Regions from separate parts of the Homo sapiens genome. Here region 1 is linked to region 2. The links are chromatin contacts, found by Hi-C or POLR2A ChIA-PET in ENCODE. All regions are on one chromosome and are shown on one strand. The core of a region is the stretch at or near the end of the contact, and the rest is flanking DNA. Distances in the headings are between cores, read along the strand shown.

Region 1 (4,611 bases), core at 87-2,586, 39 kb after region 2:
TTTTCAAGTAGCCTATCTTCAAGCTCATGAATTCTTTCTTCTGCTTGATCAATTCTGCTGTTGAAAGACTGATGCATTCCTTAATATGTCAACTGTATTTTTCAGCTCCAGAATTTCTACTGGATTTTTTTTTTTTTTTGAGACGGAGTCTTGCTCTGTGGCCCCAGGCTGGAGTGCAGTGGCGCAATCTCGGCTCACTGCAAGCTTCGCCTCCCGGGTTCATGCCATTCTCCTGTCTCAGCCTCCTCAGTAGCTGGGATTACATGTGCCTGCCACCACGCCCAGCTAATTTTTTTGTATTTTTTAGTAGAGACGGGGTTTCACCATGTTAGCCAGGATGGTCTCGATCTCCTGACCTCGTGATCCACCCGCCTTGACCTCCCAAAGTGCTGGGATTACAGGCGTGAGCCACCACGCCTGGCCTGGATTTTTAAAAATTATTTCAATCTCCTTGTTAAATTTATCTGATAGGATTTTGAATTCCTTCTTTATGTTTTCATGAATTTCACTGAGCTTCCCCAAAACACATATTTTGAATTATCTATCTGAAAGGTCACATATTTCTGTCACTCCGGGATTGGTCCACTGGTGCCTGATTTAGTTGATTTGGAGTGGTCATGTTTTCTTGGATGGTCTTGATGCTTGTGGAAATTTATCATTGTTTGGGCATTGAGGAGTTCGGTATTTATTGTAGTTTTCACAGTCTGGGCTTGTTTGTACCTGTCCTTTTTGGGAAGGCTTTCCAAGTATTCAAAGAAAATTGAGTGTTGTGATTTAAATCTTTGATCACTATAACCATACCTGCATTAGCAGGCACCATAAGCCCAGTAATGCCGTGACTCTTGCAGATTCATACAGGTACCATCTTGGTGGCCTTAGATAAGATCCAGGAGAATCCCTAGATTACCAGGCAGAGATTCTTGTTCTCTTCCCTTACTTTCCCCTAAACAAATGAAGTCCCATTGTCCATGCTGAGCTTCCTGGAATTGGGGGAGGGGTGGCACAAGCACCGTTGTGGCCATCAGCACTGGGCTACACTGAGTCAGACTCAAAGTGTAGCACAGCACACTGAGTCTTACGCAAGGCCTGCAGTGACTACTGCCTGGCTACTGCAAATGTTCACTCAAGGCCAAGGGCTCTTCAGTCAGCAGGTGGTGAATCCATCCAGGCTTGTGTCTTTTTCTTCAGGGAGGTGAGCTTCCCCTGGCCCAGGGCAGGTCCAGAAATGCCATCGGGCAGCCAGGGCCTGGAGTCAGGAACCTGAGGAATGTACTTGGTGCTCTATCCTCCTGCAGCTGAGCTGACACCCAAGCCACAAGATAAAGTCTTTCCCACTCTTCCTTTTCCTTTCCTTATGCAGAAGGAGTTTCTCTCCCTGTCCACCACTGCCCTAGGCCCATGACAAATACTGTCAGGCTATGGCTGAAGTTCACACAAAGCCCAAGGGCTTTTCAGTCAGCTTGTGGTGAGTGCTGCCATGCTTGGGTCTCTCCTTTCAGGGCAGTGGGCTCCCCTCTAGCCTGGGGCAGGTCTAGAAATGCCTTCCAGGAACCAAGGCCTGGAATCTGGGACCCCAAGAGCCTGCTCAGTGCTCTACCCTACTGTAGCTGAGCTGGTCCCCAAGCTGCAAAACAAAGTCCCCTTTAATTTTCCCTCTCCTTTCCTCGAGCAGAAGGAGTCTCTCCCTGAGGCCACCACAGCTTGGAATGCACTGAGTCACAGCAGAAGCCAGCATGGCTCTGAGTCTCACCCAAGGCCTGTGGCAAGTACTGCCTGGCTACCACTGATATTTATTCAAGGCCAAAGGGCTCTTTAGTCAGCAGGTGATTAATCCTGCCAGGACTGGGTCCTTTCCTTCAAGGCAGCAGGTTCCCTTCTGGACCTAAATGTGTCTAGAAATGTTTTTCAGGAGCTAGTGCCTGGAATGGGGGCCTCAGGACTCTGCCTGGTGCCCTAACCTACTGTGGGTGAGTTGGTATCCAAGTTGCAAGAAAAGGTCCTCTTCACGCTCCCCACTCCTCTCCTCAAACAGAAGGAAGGAGCCTCTCCTGGAGCTGCGAGCTGTGCTGCCTTGGGCTGGGGAGGGGTGATGCAAACACTCTCTTGGCTGCTCTGGCTGGTGTCTCACTATGTCGCATGCCCCCCAAGTCCACTGGTTTCAAGCCACATGGCATCAGTAGTTGCTTAGGAATTACAGTCCTTGTGGCCTAGACTACCTTTCAAGTTTATTTAGGACCCCAGAGTACTTTAGCCTGAAGTGGTGGGGCTTGCTGGAACTCAGGTTCTGACCACTGGGATGGGCAATTCTCCTCTGGCTAGGGTTGGTCTAGATGCTCCCTCTGTGGGTTCTGGCTGAATTCTGCCCTGTGTTGCTTTCTGCTGTGGCAGGACAGTACTGAGTTCCAACGTAAAGTCCTGCAATCACTGCACTCTTTCTCCTCCAAGCACACACATTTTCTCTCTGCTGCTGCCAGGCTATGGGGGAGGGGTGATGTCAGTGATTCAAGACAGTCTTTATTACCTTCTTCAGTGTCCCTTTCCTTGATATGATGTTAAAACCATGCACTGTGAAGGAATGTGTATTTTTGAATCCATTCTCATGTTGAATCAATCCACAGAAAGATACACAAATCTAACGTCATTTCTGTTCAAACAAACAAAAAAATTCAGTTAGTTGTTGTGCATCTGTGATGTCAAACATCAACGAGACACTTGGATATAATGTTTGTGAATTTGTTTTCAGTCTTGAAAGCCTTCTGTGTAGAAGAGAGATAAGTGAGTTTCATTTTATGAGGCCCAGAGGTATAGAATAAAGACCAATGACTTGATTTCTCAGGAGAACCAAATTAAAACAGTTGAAGCTCCTCTCTGTTTCATTCCAAAATGGCAAGAGATGTATGTTGAAAGCAAGAATAAAGGGCTTTGGTTGGGCTCAAGAGGCGTCATCTGTTTAAAATATGGCAATAGTGCGTATTGTCCTCAAATTCCTTACCCCAGGTCAAAGTGTTAGGGAAAGAGGCCTGGTCTACTAATGGGTACATGGTTCCCAAAGGTATTCCCCTATCTAACATCAGGGCCTTGGTTAACAACACATTTCTTCTAAAAGGGACAGAAACAACTTCTTAACTCCACTTCCAAACTTCCTAAGAGAGCAGTGTGGGGAAATGATGATTCCTTGCTTTAATTTATACTGCCTATTTCCCTTCCACCTACACAGGAAAGGCAGGAGAGTGCAGTAGAACTGGCACTTCCTTCTTACATAGTAGGATGAAGTAATTGAAGTAAGATGAAGTAGGATGAAGAGTTGACTATATGCCTTGGACATCTCTTACGTATCACTGCAAATCTCAACCTTGCCTGTCTCTTTTTGCTCCTTCTATTGAGGCAAGCAGCTTCATGCAGTTTCAACCTGACAGTACCTCATCTCAGACGCCCTCTGAATGCTGCTCACCTGCTCTGGAGCTTCTGAGCTGATACCTTTGTGTAGATTCCTTAGAAACACAGTTGGTGCCCACATATGCTTGGCAGATTAGATTATGACTTTCAATCTTCATTCCCTCCCTGTAATAGAATTATACATTGAAACTCATTGTCAAGTGTTTTTATTTTTAGTACCTCCCAGTGGAAGAGATGGAGATTTTATCTCTGCCTCCTTGACTTTGGGTTTGGCTATATGACTTTGGCCAATGGAATATGGAGTGCATGGGATGCAGGCAGAAGCTGTAAATGTCTGTGTTGTTTGACTTGGTCTCATGTTTCTGCCATTCACCATGAGAAAGCATGGACCAGGAAGTTTCTGGTCCAAAGAGAAGATACATATGGAGTAGAATTGAACCCAACCCACTCACAGACTGGAATGGAGCATGGCCAGCTGACCTACAGACCCAGGAGTGAAAAATTGACATTTGTTTTGTAAGCTTATAAAATTTGGGGTTATTTGTTATGTAGTATTGTTGCATTAATAGGTGGTGATACGGTTTGGATCTGTGTCCCTGCCCAAATCTCATGTCAAATTGTAATCCCCAGTGTTGGAGGAGAGGCTTTGTGGAAGGTGATTGGGTCACGGGGGCGGATTTCTCCCTTGCTGTTCTTGTGATAGTGAGTTTTCACAAGATCTGGCTGTGTAAAAGTGTGTAGCACCTCCCCCTTCATTCTTTTCCTTCTACTCTGGCCACCTAAGATGTGCCTGCTTCATCTTCACCTTTTGCCATTATTGAAAGTTTCCTGAGGCCTCCCCAGCCATGTTACCTGTATATCTTGCATGAGTCAATGAAACCTCTTTTCTTTATAAATTACCCAGTCTCAGGTATTTCTGTATAGCAGTGTGAGAATAGACTAATACAGTTGGGTAACATATATGTGCAACCTAGAAATGTGGGGTGTCAATGTCCTGTGGGGTAAACTCTGAACCAATGAGAATTGGGAGACAATGGTTAAATGCTTCCCCCTCTCTACTCCCAGATTTCATAGGTTCCCATATAGTCCTGTAGGGTTGAACAACCAGTCACATATAGTGGTGACTAATTGAATAACTCACCCTTGACTTGGCTTTCCCTTCGTCCAGGTTTTGTGTCACCTTGCTACGAGTACTGCCTCCTGGATTCACTCCCC
Region 2 (4,933 bases), core at 1,845-4,344:
CTCCCAAAGTGCTAGGAGTACAGGTGTAATCCACTGTGCCAGGCCTTTAGTAAATTTATTAATCAGGATTCTATTTCTATTTATATTGTTACCTATAATCATTTGTCCTTGTTCAAACTAAAACCTCTTTAGATTTTGTTTTAAAACCATACTTTCTGTCAAGAACAGTTAATGTGCTTGGTATAACTGATAGTTGTGATATACACAATCTTGGCCAAAGCTGGTTGCTTGGTCTGCTTCTCTTGATGGAAGTCATTGCTTCTGTCATGGTGGCCTCCACTACACAACTCTCTTGCCTTCTGGTTCTGGTAACTTCGCTGTCCCCTGGTCTCTTTCGACCTAAGGGTGGTCATAATTCTGCTGCTGCAAGTCACAGGCTCTGGCACTACCCCTCGTGGTTCTGCTCTTGCCACACCTTTGCCAACAGTCCTTTCATAAATAACCTTCCTACTCTTGCCCAATTTTGTGTGTGCCATCTGTTTTCATTTGGGATCTGGAATGAGACAACATATAGTTGGCCCACTGTATCCACGGGTTATGCATCTTTGGATTCAATGAACCATGGATCAAAAACAGTATTTGTGGGATGCAGAATCTATGGATACAGAGGACCAACAATTGCATGACTTGAGCTTCCATGGATTTTGGTATCTGCAGGGGTCCTGGAACCAACACCCCATGGATCCAGAGGACCACTGTATATGCATGTTTATCAAGCTTATTCAAAGCCCCCTTTTTCTGTGTGAAGAGATTTTCCTTAAATCTTCATTTCTTGTGAAAATGGGAAGACTTTCAAGATAACAGTCAACAGAAAACTAGATGAAATGACCACAGAATTATTTTTAAACCATAACTTGCATTATTATCATTATTATTACCATTTTTTCATTTTAACATGAATTTCTGGGAGAGAGAGGCTGGGTCCATTCAAAGCATGGTAGGTCATGAATAGCTTTGTTTTTATCTTCATTGCAGCTCAGAGAGGATGGTGAAAGGTGCTACAGTCTGGTGAATGTTTTGTACTTCTCTTTCTCTTATCAGAAGGAAGCCAGGCCACCAGCTAAGGTTATCAGAGCCATAGACTGTTGAGTCCCCCTTTCTTCTCAGGGAGCACGGTTTGTCTCACAGTTTCCTGAGCAACCACCGGGTTGTCTTGTGGGGGAGCCTACCCCTTACAGAGCCTGAAAAGGAGCCAGTGGTCAGATGGTCACGTGTTGAAGGGCATCCTGGGCCTGAACAGGAAATATACTCAGAGGAAAGTTACAGTAACTTAACTAGCTCTGTGGTCAGGAGGGAGGTGCTCTTCTATGCCAGGGAAATCAGCATCACCTTCACAGTGTGCTCACAAATATCACAGGGCAAAATGGCTGAAAGTAGAAGCTTTCATTGTTTTTGGTTCCTACCTAACATGTGAAATTCTGTTCAGTCCGAATTTTTAAAAGGAAACAAGATAATTAGAATCTTACAACCTGATTTTTCAACTGCAAAAGAAAGTCAGACTATGATGTGCATAAATGGAACCTGATAAAGTTCTTAAAGATTCTGGAGGAAAATCACATTTTGCTAATTAATCATGTATTCCAGCTCTCTAACTGCTTCTTTAGCTTCCCAGTACGTTTTATTTCTCTATGGTGCTACGATAAAGAAAAGGAAAAACTATGACAAACAAATGTAATTCACAAAAGCCCTGAAGTTAAGGATTTTCCTAGTGAAGTTCAGACTGAAATGTGATTTCATGTGTTGACTCATGTCTATGTTCAATCCCTTTTGTATACTTGGGTAAGCTAGAATGGAAGATCTCAATGGTATAATTATTACTTGTGCATCAGAAATAATTTATAAGATTATTTGATGTGATCATACTGTCTGTAAGCCTTATCTGGGATCCATCTATGACCTTCAGGAAATCTTCAAAATTGTAAGCAAAATGTTTTGTATATGTGCATTAGAGGCAAAAAATTTGGAAATGTATTTTTTTCTAGATATGAGCATGAAATAAATTCAGTCTTGCTGAATGAACAAAGTTGTTTTTCTGTCCATTTATGATTTAAAACATTACTCCTAGATGTCTAAATAAATAAATTACATCTTAGCTCTTCCATTATTTGTGTGACCTTGTTTGAAAAGTCATTTACTTCTTCTCTTTTTTTCCCCCCAATAGCCTCTTCTTTAAAATAAGGAATTGGCATAGATCATCTCCAAGTTCCCTTCCAGTTGAGTGTGGTTTTTTGCAGGATAAGACTCTAATAAAATAGTGGGGAAAATGAAATGTATTTTGTTCTGGTCCTCTTCCCATTCCATTCACTCCCCTACTTAATGGTAATCTCCTCCCTAACCCTCACTCCAGACATCTGGTACCATCCTCCCTATCAAGTCCAACTTTGAGAGGATCTAGAACCAATCACTGCAATTGTGTTGAAATTTTGATGCAACATGGCAGAAGGAAATGAACAATAGATTAGAAGTCATAAGTTATGAGCTTAAATTTCAAGGATCACTTATGTTTCCTGTAACCTTGGACAACTCATCTACCTCTTTGACCTCAGTTTCCCCATGTGTAAGATGGGCATAAAGATGACTGTCCTGCCTATTTACTTCACAGTTGAATATAGAGTTCAGATGAGATAAGAGACAGCATTTTATAGCCCTGTGAATGTAAGCCATAGATACTAAATTAAGCCAATGTGTTTCCCATATTGCATTTTGGGCTTCATTTTCTTTGGAAATCTAAGCATTAACTGAGCTGGTGGGAGGGTCCTTTTAAGGTCAGGGTTCTTTGATGCTGGGAGCCACACCTTAGAGGTGGTTACCACCCCACCTATGCAGAGGGTTGACCTCATTACTAAATATGGTAATTGACCCGTTTATAATAGGTGTAAACGGCAAGAGTTGTTTTTTTTTGTAACCAAGCTTCCCCACCACCCACTGCCATTCTCATGGAAGTTCAAGCAACTTTCAATTTTCCTGAAGTCGGCTGTTTCACAAGATTCACAGATTATCTGTGGGAAATCTTTTAGCTCTCAGTACCTTGCTCACAAGCAGCAGATAAGTACCTTCTCACCTCCAATCTCACTCTTCATGTTGCCTGTTGTTAAGCAGGAGCTGTGAGGGAAAGAGGTTTGAGGTTAGTGCTTCCTGTCTCCACACCTTTAGCTGGTTTAGCTGCTAGGAAAGGCTTTGAAAAGCAAAGCACTAAATTCACCTTCAAAACAACTTGTCAATTCAGTTAGAGAAATGTCAGTCAGACCAATCTTTTGATAACGTAAGCAAAGAAAATGGATGGGTTGACAATGTTTCTTTTAACCTAGTAGGTTTGACCTAGGTAGACCTTACCTGAACACTCACAAGAAGTAAAATCAAATATTCACAGGGAAAGGGCTGGGTCTCCTGATACCCAAGTAGCCTAAGAAGAATGCCTTCCACTCCTAGCATGAACTGGAAAGCAAAAAGAAATCAAACACAAGTTAGGACGAGGGAGCTACATATTTGGGTTTCTTCTGAGTCTAGATATGTCCTTACATTTGTAATATGTCCTTACATTATTTGAAGTACTGTGGATTTTCAGAAACTCAGAGACCGAAAATACATATCAAAGCCAAATGTCATCTGATATTCTGATTATCAGCTACTTTGATTTCTCCATGTTTTTACTTCATAGAGCAAGGGGTGTGCATTTTTACACATGCCCCATTTTAAAAGAAAATAAGAGAAATCAGAATTATTGTGTTTACTCAAAGTCACAATGATCACACATATTCAGTATCACTTAGAGTCACTGGTTATCTTTTTCTAGCACCAAAAGTAAATTTCTCTCATTTACTGTCTTGCAAAGCATATAGAGATTTTGAGGTCCTGTGAGATAGTTTCCTATTTAGGCTTCTCTGAATTATTGACATGAACCAAGGTGGGACCAAATGCTATGAGGATATAAATATTGAGAAACGAGATTTTATCAGCCAACCTTGAACTCAGCTTGAACTCTAAACTAGGAGGCTGTTAGCTACATGTTAACACATAGTAAGCAAACGATTTCAAGCACAGTATCTGTGTTTGAGAGCCAGCTAATTTAAAAATGATCTATGTTGACAAAGAAGAGGGAGGAAAGTAAACATGAGCAATAAATTGGATGGCTTTTCCTCAAATGGCCTTATCGAAAACAAATAGTTTTCAAGCTCTTTTCCAGCAAAATCTTAGCACTTTTCTGCATAAAAGCCTTCAGTAGATCTTCATCACCTTCAGAAGAGAGCCCAAGCTCTCTAATGGAGTGAACTATGCTTGCTCTGACAATCTTGTCTTTTGTAACTCATGGCCCAGCAAAAAGAAGGTAGCTGTAATTCCCCAAGTCGGCCACACTCTTACCCTCCTCATCTCCCTTGCCCAGACTACTCTTTTTCTCTCTTTGTCTTATCCTCCCCACAGTCCCCTAACTCACCCCAGCCCAAACACACACTCTCCCACCTCACCCCAGTCCCCAACACAAAGACACGTCTTAGCCAGGCTAACTTTTACTTAGTAAAAGTTGGTCAAATCCATGTATGCATACTCCTTCAGGACTCAGGTCAGCCGTCATCTCCTGAGATCCTTAGCTGGTTTCCCTGTTGCCCCCGGAAGTTTTGTGCAGATCACTGTGTCACTATGTTTAAAGTAGGGTCTATTTATATCTTTCTTCCCCATCAGATCATGAGCTGCCGTAGGACGGGAATTGAGTGGCATTCATTTTTGGGAAATCAATTCTTCTCTCCCATGTGCATCTTAGGAACATGTCACACCCTGAGTTAGACAGGACATATTCAGCAAACCACTGGACTCTAGATGCCACAGCTTTTCTTCCTTCCTCTCTCTCCCTTCCCTCTCTCCACCTCACTGTGTGTGCTGGGAGAGGGAGTCAAACTGGGGAGCCATCTGGGGTTTCTCTCCAGCCCACCCACACTCC

The links. Hi-C counts contacts between places; a loop is a spot of excess contacts on that map. ChIA-PET counts read pairs that join two places held with the same protein, here RNA polymerase II (POLR2A). Pooled maps may share reads with other maps.
Region 1: a loop to region 2 is called in a map of CD4-positive, alpha-beta T cell, with 2.6 times the contacts of the local background. The contact joins two enhancer-like sites. A Hi-C loop is called at or near these places in 3 of 168 maps with a recorded cell type or tissue (CD4-positive, alpha-beta T cell and CD8-positive, alpha-beta T cell) and 10 of 50 pooled maps. POLR2A ChIA-PET finds 5 or more read pairs at or near these places in 15 of 52 experiments (CD4-positive, alpha-beta T cell, CD4-positive, alpha-beta memory T cell, CD8-positive, alpha-beta T cell and 9 more).

Annotation. Positions count from the first base shown.
Region 1 is chr2:203,758,100-203,762,710 of GRCh38, forward strand. No RefSeq gene overlaps it. Among named protein-coding and RNA genes, the nearest start is that of CD28, 54 kb to the left of the region's middle. Within about 2 kb of position 1,337, at least 3 of the 41 ENCODE cell types and tissues checked have a DNase peak (open chromatin) inside an H3K27ac peak, as active enhancers do.
Region 2 is chr2:203,717,102-203,722,034 of GRCh38, forward strand. The region is part of intron 1 of CD28 (CD28 molecule); the gene reads left to right. Among named protein-coding and RNA genes, the nearest start is that of CD28, 13 kb to the left of the region's middle. Within about 2 kb of position 3,095, at least 4 of the 41 ENCODE cell types and tissues checked have a DNase peak (open chromatin) inside an H3K27ac peak, as active enhancers do.